Linked DNA regions of Homo sapiens: regions 1 and 2 are each linked to region 3. Evidence: chromatin loops called from intact Hi-C (ENCODE). Cell type or tissue: B cell. All regions are shown on one strand. Links, peaks and the distances in the headings refer to the core of each region. The heading gives the core; the rest is flanking DNA. Region 1 overlaps MSN (moesin). Region 2 holds the start of MIR223HG (MIR223 host gene). Region 3 has its middle 55 kb from the start of HEPH.

Region 1 (6,598 bases), core at 162-5,161, 370 kb after region 3:
GGGCCTCAGTAAAGCTTTGGCCATCATTGGGTCACTTCCTGAAGTGGCAGATCCTTTCCTGATATCCTAGAATGCTCAGGATTCGACTAAGAGTCTTCCCAGGACAAGTACAGGAAAGACACTCAAGTGTCACAAAGCTATCTGAACAAGGAAAAAAGCTTATGCACACCTTGGGTAAATCTCCCATGACAGCTTCCTCATGAGAGACAGGTCTTGGTTCCCTCTATTCCCACCTCCAACAGTACAAAGGAAGAGTATATGTCAAGGAGTTTGGACCACAGGTTCTTAACTTCTGAGTCACAGAACCCTTGGAAACTGTGATGAAAGTATGGATGCCAAATGCCCCAAAAATGCATAGACACATAGTTTTGCATGTGATTTCAGGGAGCAAAGCTTTCAAACAGAGGCAGAAATGGGTGGGTTCTAATCCTTATTTAGCTACAATTGTGTGATCTTTGGTGAATCTCTTCCCTGAGCTCTAATTTCCTTATCTGGGATATTATCTCATATGAGGTTAATCCCATAGGGTTACTGGGAAGAAGAAATAAGTAAGGAAAAGGGAAATATTCCCAACACAGCAACATACAGCAGGAGCTCAAATATGAGTCCCTTTTGTTCTTTTCTCCTTCCCTTTCCTTTGCCAGGTCAATCAGCTCAGATACCCAAGAGTTAAGAAAGTGAACAGAAACTAAGGGTTAGGGAAGACTGCAAAAATTTCTGGGCCACACTAGTGACTTCTCAGCTTGCTTCTGAACTAGTTATTTGCTGGAGGCCCATGGAGTGGTAGCCTGCTCTAAAAAGCCAGCATGTAAGCAAAAGTAGCTATAAGTAAGTAGGCAGACAAGGAAGAAAGTTCAGTTCCCATAATCCCAGCCCACCCTACAGCTTTACCAGCTGTTCCTGAGTCTTTTTCTGGTCCCGGGAGGCCTGCAGCAAGGCCTCCTTGGCCTCTTCAGCTTCTTGACGCTCCTTGGCCAGCTTTTCAGCCTCGCTCTGGGCACGCTTCCGTTCCTGCTCAAGTTCCAGAGCCCTACGGGTCTGTTCTTCCAGTTCTGAGCAGAAAAGGAGGGGAGAAGGCAGTGAAGAGCACAGAGATAAAGACGACACAATAGCTTCGTTCCTGGAAATGATCCACCCCAAGACAAAGCTGGCAGAAAGTTCTGAGCTCTCTTCTTGCCCATTCTTCTTCTAGTCTGTAGCCACACCTGAACTACATTGTCTGAGTCTACAGCTCAGGCAGAAGGTTCTCCAGCTCAGAGTTAGGCCTGGAAAAATCCAATCTCCAAGGTGACTCCAAGCCTCACCTTGCTGAGCCTTCTTAGTCTGTTCCTCGATCTGCTTCAGCCTCTCCATCAGCTCCTCCTTCTCCCGTTCAATCTTCTCTTTCTCCTTCTCTGCCATTTCACGCTTCTTCTTCTCATTTTCCAGCATAGCACTAGGGAAGGAGATAAAATGGATAGAACAGGATAACAACGCTCCACAAAAGCCTGGGGAGGCCAGGCGCGGTGGCTCACACCTGTAATCCCAGCACTTTGGGAGGCCGAGGTGGGCAGATCACGAGGTCAGGAGATCGAGACCATCCTGGCTAACACAGTGAAACCCCGTCTCTACTAAAAATACAAAAAAAATTGGCTGGGCATAGTGGCATGCGCCTGTAGTCCTAGCTACTCAGGAGGCTGAGGCAGGAGAATTGCTTGAAGACAGGAGGCGGAGGTTGCAGTGAGCTGAGATTGCGCCACTGCACTCCAGCGTGGGCAAAAGAGCAAGACTCCATCTAAAAAAAAAAAAAAAAGCCTGGGGAATTCCAAGGCTTGCTGCCTCTGGGTCTCTCAACCCAACCTTCCCAACACACTTAGGGATTGTGAGTTTGGGCCACCCTCCCTTACCTCTATACCCTTGTCCTCATATCATAGCCCCACATAGGCCAGTGTACACGGGGCCCTGTCAATGTACCCCTGAGTCAGGAATCCTAGCTCTCCCACCAACCCACTGGGTGACCTTAGCTATGTCACTGCTTTGCTCTTGTTCCCCTATCTTGAAAATGGTCCAATAAGACCTGCCCTATCCACCTTGTTAGGGAGACAAGTTTTGGCTCTGTGCTGGGATGAAGTGCTTCAAGTCTAGTAATCTCTACGGCTAGTGCATCAGTCCTCAGGTCTAACACTGCCTGCCCTAAAGCCCAGCTCTAGGCTTCTTTTTCCCAGAGTCTGTTACAAATCTGGAATAAGTATTTGCTTTTGCTTTTTCTTGCCCTAGCACCTCTTCCAGGAACCTTCTTATCTCCCTTGGCTAGGTATTCTCCATCTGGGCCCTCAGAATACTTGGCTTACCCTTCTCCCCATCCCTCTTCTATGTTTTTGTCTCCATAGCACTTCTTAACCATCTTATGTACCACATAATTTGCTTATTTATTATGTTCGTCTCCTCCCCACTAGAATGCTAGCTTCACAAAAGCAGAGATTTTTGGTCTTTTCTTATTCATTGCTCAATAAATATTTATTAAGTGAATGAATGACATGGCCTTTGTACCTTGAGTTATGTATATATTGTTTTCCCTCTCTCTGCTACTAGACTGAGTAGACTGTGAGGTCCTACAGGGCAGTTTCCTGCTAGATCCAGCTCTGTAAAAACTGCCCCTCAAACTTGGTAGATTTTTTCTGAATAAATGTGAATATTGGTGTCTAACCTCTCATCTATGAAGTCCTAGGTTGGCCTCATGTCCTGACTTAGCATGCAGGGCACCTTTGAGAAGCTTCCTTGCCCCAGCCCTGGCCCCCCACATCAGTGTGCAGCACCTACCGCTCCATCTGCTTCTGGTGCTTCTCCTCCCGGGCCTGTGCCTTCATCTGCTGCACCTCAATGGTATCAGGCTTGCGACGGCGCATGTATAGTTCATGGTTCCCCATGCACAAGGCCAAGATCCGCTTGTTAATCCGCAGCCGGGGAGCATAGAAGACGAAGTCCTGGTGGGAAATCAGCAATCAGAAAGAATTTGGAGGGACAGGTGAAGGTGATCTTCTGCCTTCTGAAAAGCTAAATCCAAAAGCACTGGAAAGAATATTTAATCTGACCTCCTGCACTACAGATGGGAAGACTAATTATCAGAGTGGTAAAGTGACTTGCCCAGGGTTAGACAGTAGACAGACCCAAGACTAGAAACCCAGGTTTCTTGACTCTGAAACCCATGTTCTTCCCATAATTTCTTTCAATCTTTGCTTATGAAACCACAATTTCTTTCAATCTTTGCTTGTGAAAGCATCCTAAATTACTCTTAATCAAGTTGAAGGATTCAAACTTTCTCTGCTAATTAGGGAACATGCTAGGTCTCAGGTGACCTCTTTTGGAAGCCAAATGACCCCTGAATAATACCCTGGTGGGTGCAGTATGGGTGGCTGGACTGTTTCTACAATCTCCTAAAAGCAAATCCTAGACCCAGCCCCTTAAATCCTTTTTGGAACAAGGCAGGCTGTAAATACATACATGAATACATAAATCTCCTGATCACTGCTTGTCCTGGTTGTTGTTTTTAAAATGAGCCCTTGATCTCAGCTGGCTTTGTTACTTAACTTTTTCTGATAATAGTTGAGCACAGCAGCAATAAAAGAAAACACACAAGAAAATCCAGTGAGTTTGAGTTTGTTACTACAAATACCACTGGACCGAAGTCACCAGCTGATGGGCACCACCATCTCCTCTGCCACTGACCACACACTGCTACTGTCTCATATAGCTTGGGGTGCAGGTATAAATCCCAGCTCTACCATTTTTAGCTGTGTGATCTTGGGCAAATCACTCCATCTCTCTAACCTCAGTTTTGTCAGCCATAAAATTAGTATGCTACTTAGTACCTACCTGACCATGTTGCTGAGGGTTTAAGGAGACAACATGTGTAAAGTCCCTAGCAGGGGAAGTTCAGGCACCTCATGGCTGGAGAAGAATCACTGAGCCTTCATGAAAAGGGTCAGGCTCAGCATTGTCACTGGGCCTTGTTGGACATGCAGTATCCCAGAAAAGGGGACACTCAGCTCAGTTTCCTAACCTACCCACAATCACCAGCTGTCTGGTCTTGTCAGCTGCAGGCTACTGAGTGGGTAAGAAGCATGGCGAGTGTGTTAGAGAAATGAATGAACTTAAAGCACTTTTTTGGTCTTGGATTGCTCTGGAGAAAAGTCTGAGAGGGCAGCAGTAAAGTTCTACCAAGAAGTCTGTAGGATCATCTTCAGATTTGGACTTTGGCCACAGCCCTTTCTCCACAATAAAAAAAAAAGAAGTCAAGGGCTGGGCATGGTGGCTCACGCCTATAATCCCAGCACTTTGGGAGGCCAAGGCAGGCAAATCACCTGAGGTCAGGAGTTCAAGACCAGCCCGGCCAACATGTTGAAGCCCTGTCTCTACTAAAACTACAAAAATTAGCCAGGCATGGTGGCATGCGCCTGTAATCCCAGCTACTCGGGAGGCTGAGGTTGTAGTGAGCCAAGATTGCACCACTGCACTCCAGCCTGGGCAACAGAGCGAGACTCCATCAAAAAAAAGAAAGAGAGAGAGAGAGAGAGGAAGGAAGGAAGGAATCAAATATGTGAACAGTGTCCACTTTCTGGGACCCAGGGGCTTGGAAATATGAGATGCATTCGGTTTCCACCCCAGAACCTCAGGGCAGCAGAGGCAATGGCTAAGAAGCAGTTCTTAACACTGCCTGTGGCTCTCCCACATCCACAGTGAGAGAGACAGGTAGCAGAGTAGAACCAGGTACAGGATGTCTGCTGGCCATTTCTTGGCATCAACATCCCCCTCCATTCCCAATCTCTATTTGTGCTTCCTGTTCGTGCACATGCGCGCACACACGTACACACAAACACATCAGAAAAGGAAGAGAAAAATAGAATAGCATGATTGCTCATTATGCAGGCCTTGGCAAGTACCTGTCTTGGTCAGAGGGAGGAATCACTCACCGGGGCTTTTTTGTCAATGGGCTTGATGACAAATTTCTTATCATTGAAAGAGATGTTCCTGATTTCACTCCAGGGGAAGCCTATCTTGGGAGTTAGTCTGTAGAAATAGAAACCAATAACATCAGGACAAGGGCAAGACAAGAAGGGTGTAGAGAACTGGGGGCTTGCCCTCACTGTCACCTCCAAGCTTCTATGTCTCTCTCTCTCTTTTTTTTTTTTTAAAATAAATAGAGACGAGGTCTCACTATGTTACCCAGGTTGGTCTTGAACTCTTGGGCTTGAGCAATCTTCCCTCCTCAGCCTCCCAAAGTGCTGGGATTACAGGCGTGAGCCACTGAGCCTGGCCAAACAAACACTTCTCTCTGGAGGAGGTAGACTCAGTGACAGCTCAGCCAGTGTCATCACACGCCACCAGGTCAGCTGCCAGCATTGAGAGTTCACTAAAGATCTCCTGATAGTACAACTAACATATGATTCCTTGTCTCAAGTTTGTTTTGTTATGTATTTGTTTGAGGCATGGAACTTGTAACAGTTCCTCAAGGGAATCCCCAGCCCTATTTAACTGAGTCTCTTCTATCCAAGCTTACAAAAGTTTGAGAGAAAGTAAATAATGAACTCCAAGATTCAGGAGTTATATGGAACAATAATTTATTGCTCTCCATCCTCACCAAGAGCACACCAAGTGAAAAATATAAGCAAGTGGGATAAGGCTACAGTGAGAGGATTATAGGCCAAAAGCCACTTAACCATCACAGGAGACTAATTACAAATGCTGATAAGATAGTCTAGGCCTGCACGATCCAATAAAAACATAATGACTGTCACATATATAATTTTAAGTTTTCTAGTAGCCACATGAAAATAAGTAAAAAGAAATGGATGTAATAAAATTATAGTAAGTTTAGTTAACCCAATATATCTAAAATATTATCATTTAAACATGTAAATAAATATTTTTTAAAATATTAAGACATTTTACGTTCTGTTTTTCACACTAAGTCTTCAAAGTCCAGTGTGTAGTTTACACTTACAGCAGCACATCTCAATTCAAAGTAGCCACATTTCAAGTGTTCAATAGCCCCATGTGGCTGGTGGCTACCATAGTTGACAGTGTGAGTCTAGTCAATACAGGATTTAGTATTGACTAAGGGAAGTTGTGAAATCATCTGGGCTGGACTAAATTAGGTAGAAAAAGAACTGAGATGGGACCCAAGAGATATGGCCCTGCTCCTTGGTGAAAAGTGAGCCCTAGATGTTAACGTGACCTAAATAAACTAAAAGAGATCTGAGATATACCTGTCATTCTGCTCATAGATGTTGAGACCCAGGGCATCCACCCCCAGCCACAGCTCTGAGCCTTTCTTGTTCTTGATGCTGAAGTAGTTCACACCATACATCTCCAGATCTTGAGCAATCTTCAGATATTCCAGGACAGCATCCTCCCTAAATGACACAGAGTTGGGGGTCACAAAGTGGGGCTTGTGAGTCAGACCCAAGGAGATAGAAAGCCTGCTTACTCTGTACTTCTGACAAGGATCTTGCTATCAGGAGTGGGAAAGGGGACAAAAGGCAAGCAGATGATGGAGAACAGAGCACAGCATGACTTTTGCAAAGCAAAATCTCCTAACAAAAACCTAGGGTCTAAGCTC
Region 2 (9,130 bases), core at 108-5,107, 95 kb after region 3:
ACCCAATTCAGCCTAATCCACCCAGCAGCAAAAGCAGCAGTCATGGTCACCAAATATGGCATGACAGAATCGACAAACTTGTGTTCTAATGCTGTCTTGGCCATCAACTAGCCAATCATGGCTTGGGCAAGTCTTTCTTTGGGTTTCAGTTGTCTTCTCTGGAAATGAGAACAAGGAGACTTACCTACTTACCTGGCAAAGTTGTTGGAAAGTGTTGCTAAGCTTTCCAGAGCCTCCCACATAGGAGCTCAAAAGGACCTTGTCTCAGCCCCTGGACCTATGGTTGGAGGCCAGCCAAGCAAGCTGATTAACAGAGTCTGAGTTGGGGATGGCAGGAGAAAAAGAAATGGATTGTTACCTTTTTTGTATCATTACACTCATTGGCTGTCAGCTCCAGTAAGAAGACCTAGATAAGCTGGAGGTGTTCACAGCCTTTTGAATGCACTTTCTGACTTTATTCACCTCCAGAAAGGCTGGAAAGGAGGCATGAAAGGGGCTAAAAATTATTAGTACTTTGAAATTTGTGGAGCCTTATAGACAACATTGCTTCAGTATTAATGGAAGGAGTTAGTGGTTGAGCTGAAACTAGACTGGTATGCCTCTCCAATGGAGTGTATGTAAGAAAATCACATTCAGTTGAGAAATGTTCACCAGACCCATAGAAAGAAGACATAAATATCTATATGGGATGATATTAAGGGAATTTGAAAGCTCTTCTCTTGGTCTGTTATATTACTTAGAATAACATCATTTTTCCCCATATGAAATGCAAAATCCTCTACTGAAGAGCGTCATCAAGCCACTATTGTTGATGCAAAGGATGGGTCAGTTTTTATGGAGGGAATTGGAGGGAATAGACCAGAAGAATTAGGGGTAAGTAGGTGTCTAGGAATCTCTGAACACTCAGAGTGAGCCAAGTACCTGAAAGAAAAATAGAAGAAAAGAAGAAGTCCTCAGGACCATGCCTAAAAATCCCAGACTGCCTCTAGTATGAGCAGGACCTGTCCTGGGTCAGTTACAGGACAGGTCCTGCTGCTTGATGTCTCAGTCCTCCTAGGATAGAGCAAAAAGAGGACTGACCTGGGAGCCCAGACCCAGCTGTGCTACAGATTCTCTGTATGACTTTGGGCAAGTCCCTTTCTTCCTCTTTCTGGACCTCAGTTTCTTCCATATGTACCTAGTCTCTAAGAGTCTTTCAATTTTGAATCTCTAGGAGTCAAAGATTGGACTAGAAAAGAGGCTTTCATCTTTGAGTCATGCCTCTCAGAGAGTGCTATATGGATTACCACCAGCACTCTCCTCTTGAATGTGTTCAGCCCCACCCACAGTTACATATGCAAAGATTACTCTCATCTTCTTTCTTGACAGAGGGCTGACAATCATGAAAATTAGGAATCTAATAACCATGGGTCTCTAGACAGCATCTATCTAATCATTCTTTTCCTCTTTTTACTTTTTTATTTTGCAAAAGGGGTGAAAAAACTGTGTCCTAGATTGGAGAAAGGACTTACCCAAAGATACACATTGGGTAAATGGTAAAACCAGGACTGCTACTCAGGTTTCCTGACTCCTGGGTCCAAAGGCCATTCCACTTCCATGTGACTATCTCCTAAACATCCTGATTGGATAGAAAATATCCTATCCCCTTTTCCCCTCCATTAGAACCTCTAGGATAAAAGGCCAATGGAAGCCTTCTTCCTCCCACCTTTGACCTTAATCCCTGAGGAGGGTCTGAAGAGAATGGGATGGGCAGATCCAAGCCACCCTTGGCTGCCATGGACTCTGCCCCAGCTTGAGAATCCAAGAAGAGAGGGCAAATGGATACCATACCTGTCAGTGGAGTGGTGCCTTGGTCATGGAGGGGACTCTGATTCCCCAGTGCTGAGCCAACCTGCAGGGGCCAGATGGAATTGGGCTTTCTGCCGTGAGCAAGAAGCTTCTGTGTTTTGAAGGGCCCTTGGTGTCTTCAACAGGAAACAGAAATGAGGAAGATAAGACTGAGGTTAGCCAACGGAAATCTGGATGCAAAATGACAAAACAATGCTGTTGTGAAAGGGTCTGCTACTGCAGCAATAGTAGCAGGCCACTGCCCTGCCTCCACCAACTCCCAGCTGACCTTCAACAGACACTAACTTTCCAAGCTGCAGAGAGAGAGAGAGTAGAAAGCACCTGGCTGCCCTAGGCTCTGCCTGTGGGTCAAGGAGGTTTTCCCAGAATAATTGAGGGAAACCTGGAATACCAGAACTGAGACATTATCTAATGAAAAAACCCGTAGTCAAAATTGAGAAACAGAGCCTCTGAGGGATAAAAGGAAATACTCAGTATCACAAAGCAAATTAGTGGAAAGCTGAAATTTAAACCCATCCCCATGGACTCCAAATCACATGTTCTTTCACTCTGCCAGAATGCCTCCTGGTCCTGGAATACCATTTTACTTCCAACTTCTCTCCTGGCATACAGAACCAGCTACATAATTTGCAAGGCCCAGTAAAAAATGAAAACGATAGGCCCTTTATTTAAAAATTAAGAATATCAAGATGATGACAGCAGAACATTAAACTAAGTGTGGGGTCCTTCTAAGCATGGAGCCCTGTGAAGCTGTACAAGTCATATGCCTATGAAGCTGGCTCTGGGGCACAGTTATGACCACAAGCCACATTCTGTCATCTTGGGGCTTGCTGAAGGAAATAAATAAGGAAATTCACATTTATTGGAGTACTTATGATATTCTTTCATGTGTATTATCTAATTTATTCAACAACTCTCTGGTATGGTATTATTATTCTTATTTATAGGTGAGGAAACTGAGGCACACAGAAATAAAGTGACCTGTCTAAGGAAACAAAACTAGAAAATAATAGAGAAGGCAGATTTTTCACTCAGGTCTAACTCCAAATGTTGAGGTTTTCGTCTACTTTCCCACATTGGCTACAAGGAAGGGAGAAGAAAGTAGTTGACTTTGAGAAAGAAAAATTAGTGCCAGACCCCTAAGTTCAACTGTGACCTTCAGGCTAATGAGGGACATGAAAGGTGTGAAAAGAAGGTGGATGGTTTCTTAATGCCTCATGTTTGCAGTCTCCTGGAAGTCCCCACTAACAGCCAGGAAGATGATGAATTCCCATCATGCAGTGCCCTCCACCATGAATTCTGATGGCATGAAGGATGGGAGGGGCAATGCTTTCAGGTTATACTTTGATAGCTTTCAATGACTGCAGTGCCCAAGTCACAGTCCTCTGTCTACACTAGTGGAAGTATGGCCCTGAGTGATAGTCAAGCCGTGGTAAATAATCTTTTCAAGCTATGTACATTCTTATATACTCAGGCTCAAAAGAAAGACCACATTCTGCGAGCCAAGAGCCCTGGGCCCTAGTCCCCACTCTACTACCTCCCTGGGCATTAGTTTCTCCTTTAATCAACAGAGGTTGGACTAAATGGTCTTGGAGACCACTCCAACTCAAACATTCCCTGGTTCCTTTGTGGCTCTTCGTTACTCACTGTGGGCTTCCCCATGGTTGCAGGACCTGAGGCTCTGTGAAAGCCTGAAATAGGGATTCACTTGCACTAACATCACTCTGTAGAAAACTTCCTTCTACCAGAATAATTTATTGGCTCAGGCCTCAAGACCCCAGATCTAGCTTCTAGAAAGATTCAGTTCTTGTTTCTTTTGGTTTCTGACTAAAGCTTGGAGCGGAAGTAGGGTAGTCCTGCGGGCACTTTGCTAAAATGGGACCCCCTTCTTCCTACGCATACCATAGAGATTAAGTTTAGCTACACACGTTTTTTTCTTCCCTATCAATTAGGGTACTCTACTGGCCTTTTAACAGGGGTTTCTGGAGACAATGTGTTTACCTAAAGTAGTAATTAATGGTATCTATTTTGAGTCCAAAGACAGGGCAATAAAAGAGAGCATTAGGAAACAGAAGGCTCTGAAAATCATACTACCTATGCATATGGCCTGAATGCGAGAAAAGGGAACTGTGCTCAGAGTTCCTCTTTAGCCCACAAACACAAAGTATGCTGGGAAGGGCCAAGTTTCCAATAACAGCACAAAGGGGCTTCTTCTTTTTGATCTGTTGTCCAGGCTTCTGCAGAGAGCAACCAAAAGTCACAAAGTTTTCCCATTTTGTATGATTTCTGCCTTGCCTGTGCTTGTGAAGGGAGATGAGAAAGAAGGGAAAATAGTTGACAAGCGGAGCAAGCAGGCAGTGCTGGGGTCCCACACTGCAGACACACTCATTTGTTTCCGCAGTACTGGAATGGAAAGAACACTGAATCAGAGTCCCTGCATCTTAGACCCTGGGTTATAGACCAAGCTCTGTAACTTATTGATTATGTGACCTTGAACAATCACACACAGCCTGTCTGAGCCTTAGTCCTCACATCAGATTGAAGGATTCTCAGGCTAAAGGGAAATGGAAGACAGGTGTGCACCCCAAGAGCTATGTCACCCTACAGAATATGATAAGTAATTTGACAAAGTCATGAAGTGCCGTCAGATACGTATATAAGATTCTCCCAGGGCAGAAGATGAGAAGGTGATGGTAACTGGAAAGGTTCTCAGAAGAATAAGATTTTGGCTACATCTTAAGGGATAGAGAGGAAAAAAATGATGCTCACTGTCTCTGGAAAGCCTTCTCTGACAACCACCTGCAAAATTAGTTGCTTCCCACCTTGCCCTCCTCTACTCTTGAAAAACATCCACACAGCACTTAGGTGTCAGTCTCTCCCAGAAGACCAAGCACTGCCCAAAGTAGGAACTATGTTTGATCTTTACTGTCTTCTTAGGCCTAGGAATAAACTAGTTATCCCAGAACTGTGAGGTGAATAAGTGAATGAGTCAATGCATAAGCAAAAGAAAGAGACCTCATAGCCCAATGTCCCCACATTGCTTAGCTTACCCAACCTCCATGAAGGAGCTGAGAAGCCCCCACCCTTCACTTTGAGTTTATCTTCCTGTTCACTCACCCCCACCTCCTTTCAGAAGACTTTCAAGAAGAGGCCCCAGGGAAAATTGCAAAGCTAAGGCCACTTCCTGTGCAAGTGGCTTGTGTCCACACACTCTACCTCAACCCTAGTGATTGCTATGCATAGGATTGCATTGGGGTTTCCTCTGAAAGGAAATACAAAGGCTGATGCAATGTGTAGGGCACCCGCAGGCCAGGACTAAAGAACTTTTTGTACACCTGGGCCTAGGGACAGAGGTTTCACTGTGAGGCTGCCACAAAACAGTGACACTGACAAGATAAATGGCAGCAATTAACCCAATAACTACAGCTTAAGTATATTCAGCAAGGGTGTGTTGAGCACCTACTGGCTACAAAGCTCTATGCTTGGCAAAAGGGGAAAAAATAAACATACAACAGAACAGAAATATACAACAATCTAATACAAATGTAATGCGAGCCACAATTATTATAATAACCACATGAAAAATTTTTAAGTGAAACTAATTTTAATAATATATTTTGTTTAGCTCAATACATCCACAATGTTATTTCAACCTGTAAACAATGTAAGTATTTGTTAATAAGATATTTTACATTATTCAAAATGTAGTATGTATTTTATGCAAACAGTACATCTCAATTTGAACTTGCCATATTTCTAGTGTTAAATTGCCATCTGTGGCTAGTGGCTACTGTATTGACCAGAACAGGTATAAGACATGGTCCCTACCCTCTAGGAATTCACAATCTAGTCCAGAAAACAGAGTGCTACATAAGCATGTTCAAAAAATGAGTACAATAGTGGAGGTGCATGTATGGAAAAGAGAACTGTACTGAGGGTCAGGAGATCTGGGCTACAGTCTTTTCTCTGCCACTAATTCTCTGTGTGACCTTGAGCAAATCCCTCTCCCTTTCTGGGCCTCCAAATTTCCATCTCTACAATAAGTCTGATTAAATTTATTCACAAAACAAATACAAGTTGAATGTGTTCTAAGTGTCAGGCATGGTGCAAGGTACTCAAGATGCAGAAGTGAAAAAGACATATAAAACGCTTGCCTTCTTGACATATACCGTGTGGTGGAAAATAGCCATTAAACAAATTTTTTAAATATGTCAAGAAAGGGGGAAGATCAGAGAGCAGGGAGAACACGTAACAGGATAACATAATCCACCAGACTTGGATAGGTCAAGAAAACTTCTCTAAGGAAGTAACTTTTAAAGTGAGACGGAAAAATGAAAAGTAGTGAGCCAAGTGGATAATGGGTGCAAGGCAATTCCAAGCAGAAGAAGCAACATGTATAAAGGTTCTGAGATGGAGAATAATGTGGCATATTCCAAGAAGATAAAAGGCTGGTATGGCTTGAAAAAGAGTGAGCAAAGGAAAAAATAGCACAAAGCAAATAGAAGAGTTAAGCCGGGGGCCAAACTAAGAAAGGACTTGTATGCTATGTTGGGCGTTTGAGACATGAGAAGCCAGAAAGTGTATATATGTGATGCAGTGCCCTTCTATATTCAAGCCTAGGATTTTAGGGGTCCAGACTATGGCAACAAACAGGAAAAAAAAGTTAATTTCAACTGGTTGGATTAGAGACTTCACAGAAGAGGCCGAATTTTAAAAGAGCCTTGAAGGATAACAGGATCAATAATCAGAGAAAGGCATTTCAGGCAGAGGAAAGAACCCAAGTAAAGGTGCAGAGATAGGAAAGAATATGGTGAGCTTGTGTGAATAGGGAGACTACCGATACAAAATGGCAAATATAAGCCTGAGAGCATTTTTAAGTATCTATAGATATCGTAGAATAATAGTAGCCCAAAGGCCTATCCAACACACCAAATGTGCTCTGGAGGAAACCTGGCAAAGAGGTTCGACCTATCAGGAGATCCATTTTGTACTGGAATAACAATAATTAACAAGTATTGTGAGCTTACTAAGTGCCAGGCACTGTTTGAAGCCCTTTACATATGTTAGTTTATGTAATCCTAACAACAACCTTATGAGGGAGATACTATAATTACCTATTAAATGGCAGATGTAGGATATAAATATCATGCAACAATTTATGAAAGGTAGAAATTTTGGAGCAATCTACAAAAAAATATACAATATGTCTCTGGCTGGAAAATGTCAAATTCAAGTCAGTTATCATCTCAGTCTTTAAGGGCAGTTTTTTCCAAGAAAACCTCATTAATTTCCAATTTATGATTGTTAGATAAGTCTGAGCTGAAGCTTTTGTTTAGCTTCTTAGAAAGACAAAATAAATGAAGTAAATAAAATAGGAGTTCCAGGGAGTTGTTTAAAGACAGAAAACCAAACTGGTTCTACTTACTACCCATACCTCACTCCCACTTAGAGTCCTTCAGAACCTTCCATCTATGGCAGAAATAACTGAAGTGACCCTAATCAACCATTTTAATCTATTTCCTATAATGGCCCACCTAAAGGTTTTTACTAAGCAGTAGCTGTTTTTGTTTTGTTTGTTTGTTTTTTTCTTAAAATGAGTAAAGAGTTTATCTGGGCCAAGCTTGAGAGCTGCAACTCAGGAGCATAGATTCGAGTTGCCCTAAATATACACTCCCTTGGGAAAAATTTTAAATGGACAATGAAGAAATGAATGAGGAATCAACTTTCAATAGCCTATTGTAAATAGTATATTTGGAAGGAACAAACATGTATTTATTTAAAATATATATTCTCACTCTAGTCTGTCTCTCACTCCCACTATTCACATCACACCTGTAGTCCCAGCTACTGGGGAGGCTGAAGCAGGAGGATCACTTGAGCCCAGGAGTTCAAGGCTGTAGTGCACTATGGTCACCTGTGAATAGCCACTGCACTCCAGCCTAGGCAACAGAGGAAAACCTTGTCTCAAAAAATAAATAAATAAGAGGAAATTCTGTCATTTTCAACAACATAAATGGAATTGGAGATTACGTGAAGTGAAATAAGCCAGGCACAGGAAGACAAATGCCACATAATCTCACTTACAGGTGGATTCTAAGATAATGAAAGTTATAGAAGCGGAGAGTAGAATGACGGTTACAGAGGCTTGGGGGTGGGTGGAATGGGGAGATAATTTTCAAAGGGTACAAAGTTTCAGACAGAAGGAATAGGGTTTTTTTGAGATCTATTGCACAGCATGGTGAATACAGTTAATAATAGTATATTGCATGTTTCAGAATTGCTAAGAGAGTACATTTCAAATTATTCAACAAATTATAAGTATTTGAGACAATGGATATATTAAATTTAATTACTCCACATTGTATTCATAAATCATAACATCACTTTGTATCCCACAAATACAATTATAAATTTACAATAAAAAATTAAATGAATATATCTATATATCTGTATGTATCTATATATCAGTATAGAGATATTTCCTAATTCAGACTGGGGTAGTTGCCCGTGATATCATTGACTTGGCACACACAGACTATTTTCATCTTCTTAGTTTGTCTTCTGAGTAAAGGAAGGGCAAGAATTGTGCCTTTTGGGAAACAAAAAGAAAATTTAGAACAGACCCTTGAGCTTTCACCACAGCTAAACATTTGCTAGAACTAGATTTGGCACTGATTCAGGAATCAGTCAATCCCTAAAAAATTGATACCTCATGGGGTTACAAAGTGGAATCCTGAGAGCTCCTGTAAAGGCCAGATAATGCAAGGTAAGAAGCAGAAAAGCTTCATATTGGCATCAGAAGGGACACTGCCTTCTATTATCGGTTCTAGGCAGAATAGGAAGTGGGAATTGGAAGAAAAACACTTTTGTTGAGTACTTATTATGTACCACCTACTCTCACTCTCTATTACATCACTTATTACTCTCAATAACCTTATAAAATAGGAAGTGGGAATTGGAAGAAAAACACTTTTGTTGAGTACTTATTATGTACCACCTACTCTCACTCTCTATTATATCACTTATTACTCTCAATAACCTTATAAAATAGGAATCATTTCTATTTCGCAAATGTAGGCATTGAAGCATGAAGAAATTAAGCAACTTCCTTCAACGTCACATATTTAGTAAGTGGCAAAGCTGAGATTTATAATTTTGTCAGAATTTAGAATTCCAAATTCTAAAATTAAGAAGTTTATTGCTAAGATGGCATAAGAGAGGCTACTCAATGACTCACCATATCCTTTGGCCCCCTCAAACCCTGCTGCCTAGCTGTTTCCCG
Region 3 (10,757 bases), core at 2,353-7,352:
AGAGTGTGGTTGCCTGTTTATTTGAACTCTCACCAATGTGCCAACACTGGAGATTAACATTGTTTTCAATCTTTGCCAATTTGATATGCAAAGGATTATAGCTCATTGCTGTTACAACTTGCATTTTGACCACGTTTTCCCAAACCTTAACTGGCTGATTATTTGAATTGCCTCTCTATGTCTTTGTCCATTTTTTTTTTCTAATGGAGTTTTTGTCTTTTAGTAATTTATAAGAGCTTATTGCATGCTAACAATAGTAGTTCTTTGTTATATGTGTTGAAAATATTTCCCCATTTTGTATTTTACCTTTTAATTTTGTTTATATTTTATTTTTTAATTTATGGTATTCATGTACATAGGTTTTTTTTGTGGTCAAATCCATTACATTTTTTAATGGTTTTTCTCTGTGGCAAATTCTGTCTCTATAGGAGAGTATTTTGATAACAATTTTTGGCTATACATTTGCACAAGTCTTTGAAGTTTATGGCTTCTGATGCATTGTTGTTGAATTGTTGCTTTGTTGAAACTTCATTGCAACATTTCAAGACCATTGTTTGGTGTTCCCTTATTTCTAGTATGGTCAGAGCTTTCATATTATGAATGAACAAACCTTTGCCAAAGACTTTCCAAAATATTTGAAGCAAAATAATATGACCAGCTTCCGACAGCTCAACATGTGTAAGTATGACTGTTTTATTTCTGCAAGCATTATTATAATTCAGTGGAATATTGCAGAAAAGTTAACTGTTTTTTTAAACATATGAATATCACTCTGAGTTGAGTGGGGGCTATTACAACAGTTTATTATTGAAATTCTACTTAGTTTGGTTTATCGATTGGGAAACCAATTTTAGTGATTGGGGTTCCAAACAAAAATTTCCTTTCATCCTCAGCAAACACGAATAGAAAACCAAACACCGCATGTTCTCACATAAGTGGGACTTGAACAATGAGAACACATTGACACAGAAAGTGGAATAACACACACCAGGACCTGCTGTGGGGTGGGGGATGAGGAGAGAGAACTTAGAGGACAGGTCAATAGGTGCAGCAAACCAGCATGGCACACAAATACCTATGTAACAAACCCTCACGCTCTGCACATGTATCCCCCCACCCTTTCTTTTTTTAGAAGAAATAAAGAAAAAAAAATATTTCTGGAAAAAGATCTGCATTAATCCTTTTGAGTTATAGAATCTTAGAGCTGAATGGAACTGAATTTATCAAGTTCTATTCTGTTATATTACAGCTTAGGAATGGAGCCCAAGAAGATTAAATATACTTGTGCCAGGTCATAATGCTAGAGAAGTCAGGTCTGGACTCCATTACTTTGAGTAAAAGTGAATTATCTTCCTCTCTCAGATCTTCGGAATTTAAGGTCTGACACTGCACATATATGAGTTCTACTGCTGCCCAAAACCCCTTTTTTCTATTAATACATGATTTTTGTGTTACCATTACAAATAATTGAGAAATACATAAAAGTATATATACCAAATTAATAGAAGCTTCAAATAGAAATAGTGCATTGAATTCTTACTCTTCCATAATATTTCACATTTCTAAACTAATTTGTTTTATAGTAACATATATTCTTTTTATAAAATTTTTGAATTCAGTGGTTATTGTTGTGGCTCATAGATAGAAAAAATACTCCCCACTATTTTAAGAATGAGAAATTACAGTAAATTAGTCGAGGTCAATGGTAAGAAAATGCAGCTTGACTAATAGGATAGTCAGTAAGAAATGTAATAGTCTTCTCTTTAAAGATTACTGTGTGTGTGTGTGTGTGCGTGTGTGTGTGTGTGTAAAGTTGACATATGACCAGTTAAGAAAATTTAGAAAATAAAACCACAAAAGGAGGGGGGAAGTCATCCATATTCTTAGAATCCAGTCAACTGCTTATTGATGTTTTATATAGTCTAATTTTCTTAGTGCTTATGTAGGAAAGATTAGCAAGCTCCTATTTTTCCTTGTGCCCCTCCTTTCCACTTTCTCACTGTCCAAGAGTAGTTTCTTAGTATTCCAACCTTTAACCCTTTCTAATAAATTATAAATATTGCTTGTTCTAATTAGTGATACCTATTACTGTCTGTTTTAACTTTTCAAAATATAATCTGTTTCTTTTCTATTTTTTTTTTATTTTTGAGACAGAGTCTTGTTCTGTAGCCCAAGCTGGAATGCAATAGCACAATCACAGCTGACTGCAGCATCCACCTCTAGTACTCAAGTGATCCTCCTGCCTCAGCCTCCCGAGTAGCTGGGACCATAGGTTTGTTTTTTTACTTTTAATTTTTTGTAGGGATGGGGGTCTCACTATGTTGCCCAGGCTGGCCTTAAACTCCTGGGCTCAAGCTATCCTCCTGCCTTGGCCTCCAAGGTGTTGTGATTACAGGTGTGAGCCACTGCACCTGACCAGACTGTGTCATTCTTATTCAAAACTCTCAGCTGATTCCCACCACAGTACATGAAATAAGTCCAGCATCTGTATCTGACATTTACATTCTTCGACAGTTCAGCCTTATCCTCTGTTTTTTATTCCTTCTTACCTCACCTCTGTTCTCATTCATGTTGCGTGTGTGTGTGTGTGTGTGTGTGTGTGTGTTACAGACACACACACATCTTTTCACCACACAGGGTAGTTATTCTCTTTTCATGCCTTATACCATTGTTTCTCAAACTGACTATGGTGAAGGACATTTTTTTTAAGTTCTGATCTATCACAAATCAATACTTTATGAAATATAAGAATGGATTATTAGAAAAAATGATGATGTTTGGATGTAACAACAATGTCACGTTACTATATAAGTTTCTAAGGAACTACTCTCAGTTTTTATACTTATGTGATCAACAACCAATAACAAATGGTTTGCAGACAAGCATCATTCCACGGACCACAATTTGTATAACACTGCCATTAACTTTCCTATATCAATGCCTTTCATCAAGCCATTTCCTTTCCTGGACTGCCCTTTCTTCCCAACTTCATTCCTAGTATTTGCTTACCAGAGTTTTCATCTTTCAAGTCCCAGCTCAAATTTTACCTCCCTCTAGAAGTCTCATATACCCCAGTCAGAATTAATCTCTTTTCACAAATGCCCACCGTGCTTCATTTATAAGACAAACACAGTGCTTATCACAGCCTGATTTTTTTACTGAGATTTAATTCACATACTATACAATTCACCCATTTAAAGTGGTCAATTCTATCATATTTAGTATACACACAGTGGTGCAACCATAATTACAATCTAATTCTAGAATATTTCCATCACACCAAAGGAAATCCCCTGCTGATTAGCAATGACACCCCATTTCCCCCACTCCACACTTTATTATAGCCTGACTTTATTGTGGTTATTTGGATATGTATGTCTCCCTTTTAAAAAGTTGCATATTCTTAGAAGAGGGATATTGGCAAGGGGACGTTACTCATCTCTAAAGCAGGAACTATGAAGGAGTGTAGATAGGCTACAGTGTTGTTTTTATAATATTTATCACACATTTGCTAATCATTGAATTGTCTGTTTTATAGATAAGTTACAGACAAATCATTTGTTGAATGTTATAGACAAGTTTCAGAAACCTCTGCTTTAGAATCACCTTTCTTCAATAGCAGCATTTATTTCTCATGGCTTTATTCTCTGGGAATGTACAGATGTTAAGGAAAACTACATCGGCTGATGATCATTCACTCTCAAATGAGTTAGCCTTTTTCATTTTTTTTCATTTTCTGTGTTCAACAGGTTAGCAGGGTTTTTTTTTAATAAAGCAATATATATGAGATTCATCAAATATCCTGATGCACATTTTCTTCCTATGGAATTCTGTGGGAGAATTTTTATTCCTGTGACAAGTTTTCTAGAAAAACAAGTCTGAATTTTTCTATTTTGTGAGGTTTCTTGTGGAGATATATGATATATCCCCAACCACCGCAGGCATAATTCACTATTTCCTCCTGTATTCTCCCAAACACTTTTTATGGTCCTTACTCCAGTATTCAATCATGTTGTGTTAACAGTAGTCATGAAGGTATTTGTATTTCCTGCTAAATTATTAGCTTCTTGAAGACAGAAATTGCATCTCATTGGCCTGTTCATCCTCCACAGAGCCTAGCCAACTACCTGAGATGGAGTTGTGTTCAGTAAATGTTTGTTAAATGGATAAATAAGAAAATTAAAAGTTTTAGAGTGGAATGGCCATGGGGATATATGTTAGCTTGTTTGGTTTTAAATGTATTCTAAATTGAGAAATAATATATCTTTATTTTTAAAAAGTGGATCTTCAATAAAAAAAAAGAATCCTAAGTCATAACTTTTATATTATCTCCTCTAATAGAGGATGCGGGAATTAGAAATGAAAGTTAAACCTTTCACCACATGGGGGAGAAGTAATGCTTCAGAAAGTAATTCCTGAAAGAAATATGTCCCCTTATAAAATATATTCTGGCAACTCCCCCTATTGGTTAGGCATAGATTTGCAGCTGCCCTTGTTTAACCCCTTTCACCCCAAAGCTGGGGGTGCGGGATGTCGGGCTCTGTTTACCTAAAGTATTTTTACCTTTGACACATGTGTCAAGAAAACCTGAGGGAGAGTTTTTATTAAAAAGCAAATTATGATTTTCCTAGACTAGAAAATTCCCATGAAATTATTATTCTTAGTGAATATCAGCAGGGTGCCTGGACTACGCATAACATGCTTTATCATGTAGGACAGATGCCCTCTAGAAAATGCCCCACGGTATATTTCAGGGAAGTATAATCAGATAGAGTATGCATACAAACTTCAGACCAAAAGTGTATGATCTATTCAGGAGGATCCTGACCGTCCTTTGGAAGGGCGGGGTACCAAAGAGAGTGAGTAGACTGTAATATCTCCTTGGGACAAAATATAAGTTGGATAGGATTCAAGAATTCAAAATTCAGAGAGGAATTCTCACGCATGTGTTTAAAGTATTGCATACGAGGTAGCTCAAATAAATGTAGAGAAGATAGAGGGGTTTATGTTTAAAGATAAAAGGGGGAAAACTACTAAAGAAAAATAAGAAAAAGAGATAGAGTGATATAGAACCTAATAAAAGATCAAAGAAAAAAATACGTTTTCTTCCCATATCCAGTTTGAGTCTCTGGAGGAATTTGAAGATTGAACAATGTAGTCTCATTTGTAGCTTTTTCCATAGCAAGAACATTTTATTTATTGCCCTAGGTTATCCAGGAAATAGAAGCTGATTACGCCCCAGAAAGAAAGTAGTCACTACTCACATGAATTGACACATGAAGGCCTAGTGTCTAATATTTCAAAGGAAGTACTTATAAAGTTGAGGTTGCTTTTGGTTAGAATTCAGCTGTAGCTTTCTTCCTAGCAAAGTACATTGAGATTCCTCATGCTCGACACAGAGTAAGTTTAATATCTTATCACTTAAAGTACAGTGATCTTTATAATAATAAAATTCTGAAAACTAGGATTAATAATTTAAAGCATAAATGTTAGTCATTCTTGTGACTTATGTTTCAAATATGAGATAAAAAGTTCCCTTTTAATTTTCAGCAAAAACAGTTATGAGTGGTATTTTAAGCCCAAGAAGAAGAATTCTATGCCAAGTTTTGTTGCTAGATTATGATGGTATAAAGAATGTGATTCATATCCTCATCAGGGCATTTAAAAAACACTGCTCATAAACCGGAATAAGACAGAATCTCCCTGCATGTCTTTGGAAACCAATGCCTTCCTGAGAGAAGGCACAAAGGGAAAGTTAGACTTCTTAACACATGAAGAAACAATATTTCTGAAATAGTATTTTCATGTATACATACTCTGGCTAACAGCTACTGGTATACTTTGCTTCTTTCCTTACTTAGTTTCTGTGAACTATGAAACTCTGTGTGTGTTCATTAATCCAGATTCCTACATGAGCTTAAAGGAACAGGATAGGTAAGCCACATCTAGTTTCAACAAACATTTCAAAGTACCTCATTATGCTTGGTTACCATCCTTTCCTGACTCACTCTTAAGATAAACCAGACTGCACCTGGAAAGTAGCAGTTCCTTGCATTTTAAGAAGTATCTTACTGATACCCACTTAGCTTTCTCTGGATTAGTTATGTAGTCATTGTTGTGACTTTCTTCTTACATTAAAATACATACATATGCATATGCAATGCCTCCAATTCTTGTTTATTCAGAGGCAGGTGATCTAGATTGTCATCTCTTCAAGTCTCTTTGTTTCTTCTTTCTCATACTACCTTTATTTACATCATTTCCAAAGAGTGAGCAGAGCATTAAAAGGAGATGAAATTCAAATCAGTTAAGTCACGCTTTGGGTTCCAAGATGGCTGAATAGGAACAGCTCCAGTCTGCAGCTCCCAGTATGATCGACACAGAAGGTGGGTGATTTCTGCATTTCCAACTGAGGTACCTGGTTCTTCTCACTGGGACTGGTTGCACAGTGGGTGAAGCCCACTGAGGGTGAGGTGAAGCAGGGTGGGGTGTCACCTCATCCAGGAAGTGCAAGGGGTCAGGGATTTCCCTTTCCTAGCCAAGGGAAGCTGTGACAGATGGTACCTGGAAAATCTGGACACTCCCACCCTAATACTGTGCTTTTCCAATGGTCTTAGCAAATGGCACACCAGGAGATTATATCCCATGCCTGGCCCGGGGTGGGGGGTCCCACACCCAGAGCCTGCTCACTGCTAGTGCAGCAATCCAAGATTGAACTGCAGGCAGCAGCCGGGGTTGGGGGAGGGGCATCTGCCATTGCTGAGGCTTGAGTAGGTAAACAAAGCCACCAGGAAGCTCGAACTGGGTGGAGCTCACCTCAGCTCAACGAGGCCTGCCTGCCTCTGTAGACTCCACCTCTGGGGGCAGGGCATAGCTGAAAAAAATGCAGCAGAAACCTCTGCAGACTTAAACGTCCTTGTCTGACAGTTATGAAGAGAGCAGTGGTTCTCCCAGCATAGAGTTTGAGCTCTGAGAACGGACGGACTGCCTCCTCAAGTGGGTCACCGACCCCCGTGTAGCCTAACTGGGAGACACCTGCCAGTAGGGGCTGACTCACACCTCATACAACTGGGTGCCTCTCTGAGACGAAGCTTCCAGAGGAAGGATCAGGCAACAATATTTCCTATTCTGCAGCCTCCACTGGTGATACCCAGGCAAACATGGTCTGGAGTGGACCTCCAGCAAACTCCAACAGACCTGCAGCTGAGGGTCCTGACTGTTAGAAGGAAAACTAACAAACAGAAAGGAATAGCATCAACATCAACAAAAAGGATATCCACACCAAAAGTCCATCTGTAGGTCACCATCATCAAAGACCAAAGGTAGATAAAACCACAAAGATGGGGAGAAACCAGAGCAGAAAAGCTGAAAATCCTAAAATGCAGAGCACCCCTCCCCTCCAAAGGATCACAGCTCCTCACCAGCAACGGAACAAAGTAGGACAGAGAATGACTTTGATGAATTCCCAGAAGTAGGCTTCAGAAAGTCGGTAATAACAAACTTCCCCCAGCTAAAGGAGAATGTTTGAACCCATCACAAGGAAGCTAAAAACCTTGAAAAAAAGATTATATGAATGGCTAACCAGAGTAAACAGTGTAGAGAAGGCCTTAAATGACCTGGTGGAGCTGAAAACCGTGGTCCAAGAAATATGTGATGCATGCACAAGCTTCAGTAGCCAATTCAATCACGTGGAAGAAAGGGTATCAGTGATGGAAGATCAAATGAATGAAATGAAGTGAGAAGAGAAGTTTAGAGAAAAAAGAATAAAAAGAAATGAACAAAGCCTCCAAGAAATATGGGACTATGTGAAAAGATCAAATCTACGTTTGATTGGTGTACGTGAAAGTGACGAGGAGAATGGAACCAAGCTGAAAAACACTCTTCAGGATATTATTCAGGAGAACTTCCCCAACCAAGCAGGTCAACACTGAAATTAAGGAAATACAGAGAATGCCAGAAAGATACTCCTTGAGAAGAACAACACCAAGACACATAATTGTCAGACTCACCAAGGTTGAAATGAAGGAAAAAAAGTTAAAGGCAGCCAGAGATAAAGGTTGGGTTACCCACAAAGGGACGCCCATCAGACTAACAGCGGATCTCTCAGCAGAAACCCTACAAACCAGAAGAGAGTGGGGTCCAATATTCAACATTCTAGAGAAAATAATTTTCAACCCAGAATTTCATAACCAGCCAAACTAAGCTTCAAAAGTGAAGGAGAAATAAAATACTTTACAGACAAGCAAATGCTGAGAGATTTTGTCACCACCAGGCCTGCCTCACAAGAGCTTCCGAAGGAAGCACTAAACATGGAAAGGAATAACCAGTACCAGCCACTGCAAAAACATGCCAAATTGTAAAGACCATCGAGGCTAGGAAGAAACTGCATCAACTAATGGGCAAAATAACTAGCTAACATCATAATGACAGGTTAAAATTCACACATAACAATACTAACCTTAAATGTAAATGGGCTAAACACCCCAATTAAAAGACACAGAATGGCAAATTGGATAAAGGGTCAAGACTCATCAGTGTGCTGTATTCAGGAGACCCATCTCACATGCAGAGACACACATAGGCTCAAAATAAAGGGATGGAGGAAGATCTACCAAGCAAATGGAAAGCAAAAAAATGCAGGGGTTGCAATCCTAGTCTCTGATAAAACAGACTTTAAACCAACCAAGATCAAAAGAGACAAAGAAGGCCATTACATAATGGTAAAGGGATCAATTCAACAAGAAGAGCTAACTATCCTAAATATATATGCACCCCATACAAGAGCACCCAGATTCATAAAGCAAGTTCTGAGAGACCTACAAAGAGACTTAGACTCCCACACAATAATAATGGGAGACTTGAACACCTCACTGTCAATATTAGACAGATCAATGAGACAGAAGGTTAACAAGGATATCCAGAACTTGAACTCAGCTCTGCACCAAGCGGACCTAATAGACATCTACAGAACTCTCCACCCCAAATCAACAGAATACACACTCTTCTCAGCACCACATCACACTTACTCCAAAATTGACCACATAGTTGGAAGTAAAGCTCTCCTCAGCTAATGTAAAAGAACAGAAATCACAACAAACTGTCTCTCAGATCACAGTGCAATCAAATTAGAACTCAGGATTAAGAAACTCAGTCAATACCGCACAACAACATGGAAACTGAACAACCTGCACCTGAATGACTACTGGGTAAATAAAGAAATGAAGGCAGAAATAAATATGTTCTTTGAAACCAATGAGAACAAAGACAAAACATTCCAAAATCTCTGGGACACATTTAAAGCAGTGTGTAGAGGGAAATTTATAGCACTAAATGCCCACAAGAGAAAGCAGGAAAGATCTAAAATTGACACCCTAACATCACAATTAAAAGAACTAGAGAAGCAAGAGCAAACAAATTCAAAAGCTAGTAGAAGGCAAGAAATAACTAAGATCAGAGCAGAATTGAAGGAAATAGAGACAAAAAACCCTTCAAAAAAAAATCAATGAATCCAGGAGCTATTTTTTTGAAAAGATCAACAAAATAGATCGCTATCAAGACTAATAAAGAAAAAAAGAGAGAAGAATCAAATAGACACAATAGAAAATGATAAAGGGGATATCACCACCGATCCCACAGAAATACAAACTACCATCAGAAAATACTATAAACACCTCTGTACAAATAAACTAGAAAATCTAGAAGAAATGGATAAATTCCTGGACACATACACCCTCCCAACACTAAGCCAGGAAGAAGTTGAATCACTGAATAGACCAACAGCAGGCTCTGAAATTGAGGCAATAATTAGTAGCCTACCACCCAAAAAAAGTCCAGGACCAGATGGATCCACAGCCGAATACTACCAGATGTACAAACAGGAGCCAGTACCATTCCTTCTGAAAGTATTCCAATCGATAGAAAAAGAGAGAATCCTCCCTAACTCATTTTATGAGCCCAGCATCATCCTGATACCAAAGCCTGGCAGAGACACAACAAAAAAAAGAGAATTTTAGACCAATATCCCTGATGAACATCAATGTAAAAATCCTCAATAAAATACTGGCAAACCAAATCCAGCAGCACATCAAAAAGCTTATCCACCAAGATCAAGTTGGCTTCACCCTGGGATGCAAGGCTGATTCAACATATGCAAATCAATAAATGTAATCCATCACATAAGCAGAACCAAAGACAAAAACCACATGATTATCTCCATAGATGCAGAAAAGGCCTTCGATAAAATTCAACAGCCCTTCATGCTAAAAACTCTCAATAAACTAGGTATTGATGGATTGTATCTCAAAATAAGAAGAGCTATTTCTGACAAACCCACAGCCAGTATCACACTGAATGGGCAAAAACTGGAAGCATTCTCTTTGAAAACTGACACAAGAGAGGGATGCCCTCTCTCACCACTACTATTCAACATAGTGTTGGAAGTTCGGGCCAGGGCAATCAGGCAATTCTGATTGCCTGATTGAATAAAGGGTATTCAAATAGGAAAAGAGGAAGTCAAATTGTCCCTGTTTGCAGATGACATGATTGCATATTTAGAAAACACCATCATCTCAGCCCAAAATCTCATTAAGCTGATAAGCAACTTCAGCAGTCTCAGGTTCCAAATCAATGTTCAAAAATCACAAGCATTCTTATATACCAATAATAGACAAACAGAAAGCCAAATCATGAGTGAACTCCCATTCACAATTGCTTCAAACAGAATAAAATACCTAGGAATCCAACTTACAAGGGATGTG

What was found. Peaks named below come from ENCODE experiments on the same cell type or tissue, not always from the same donor. Only the 100,000 strongest peaks of a DNase experiment are listed, where the experiment ranks them.
Region 1: it touches region 3 in a loop (3-fold over the local background); 4 of 110 quality-filtered maps call a loop at or near these places.
Region 2: a loop joins it to region 3, with 6 times the contacts of the local background. A loop is called at or near these places in 2 of 110 quality-filtered maps.

Annotation. Positions count from the first base shown.
Region 1 is chrX:65,731,632-65,738,229 of GRCh38, reverse strand. It overlaps MSN (moesin), which reads right to left. Exons shown (of 13, transcript NM_002444.3): 6 at 6,246-6,392; 7 at 4,950-5,046; 8 at 2,800-2,963; 9 at 1,305-1,435; 10 at 892-1,052. Among named protein-coding and RNA genes, the nearest start is that of MSN, 67 kb to the right of the region's middle. In B cell, for the core only: no CTCF peak of the experiment used is centred there; no DNase peak of the experiment used is centred there; H3K27ac peaks cover 2,803 bases.
Region 2 is chrX:66,008,252-66,017,381 of GRCh38, reverse strand. It overlaps MIR223HG (MIR223 host gene), which reads right to left and starts at 1,921. Exons shown (of 3, transcript NR_170299.1): 1 at 1,831-1,921; 2 at 193-317. RefSeq lists an enhancer at 4,063-4,132. In B cell, for the core only: no CTCF peak of the experiment used is centred there; DNase peaks (open chromatin) are centred at 1,991 and 3,851; H3K4me3 peaks cover 4,600 bases; H3K27ac peaks cover 5,000 bases.
Region 3 is chrX:66,104,009-66,114,765 of GRCh38, reverse strand. No RefSeq gene overlaps it. Among named protein-coding and RNA genes, the nearest start is that of HEPH, 55 kb to the left of the region's middle. In B cell, for the core only: CTCF peaks have their summits at 4,252 and 4,451 (motif pointing left); a DNase peak (open chromatin) is centred at 4,475.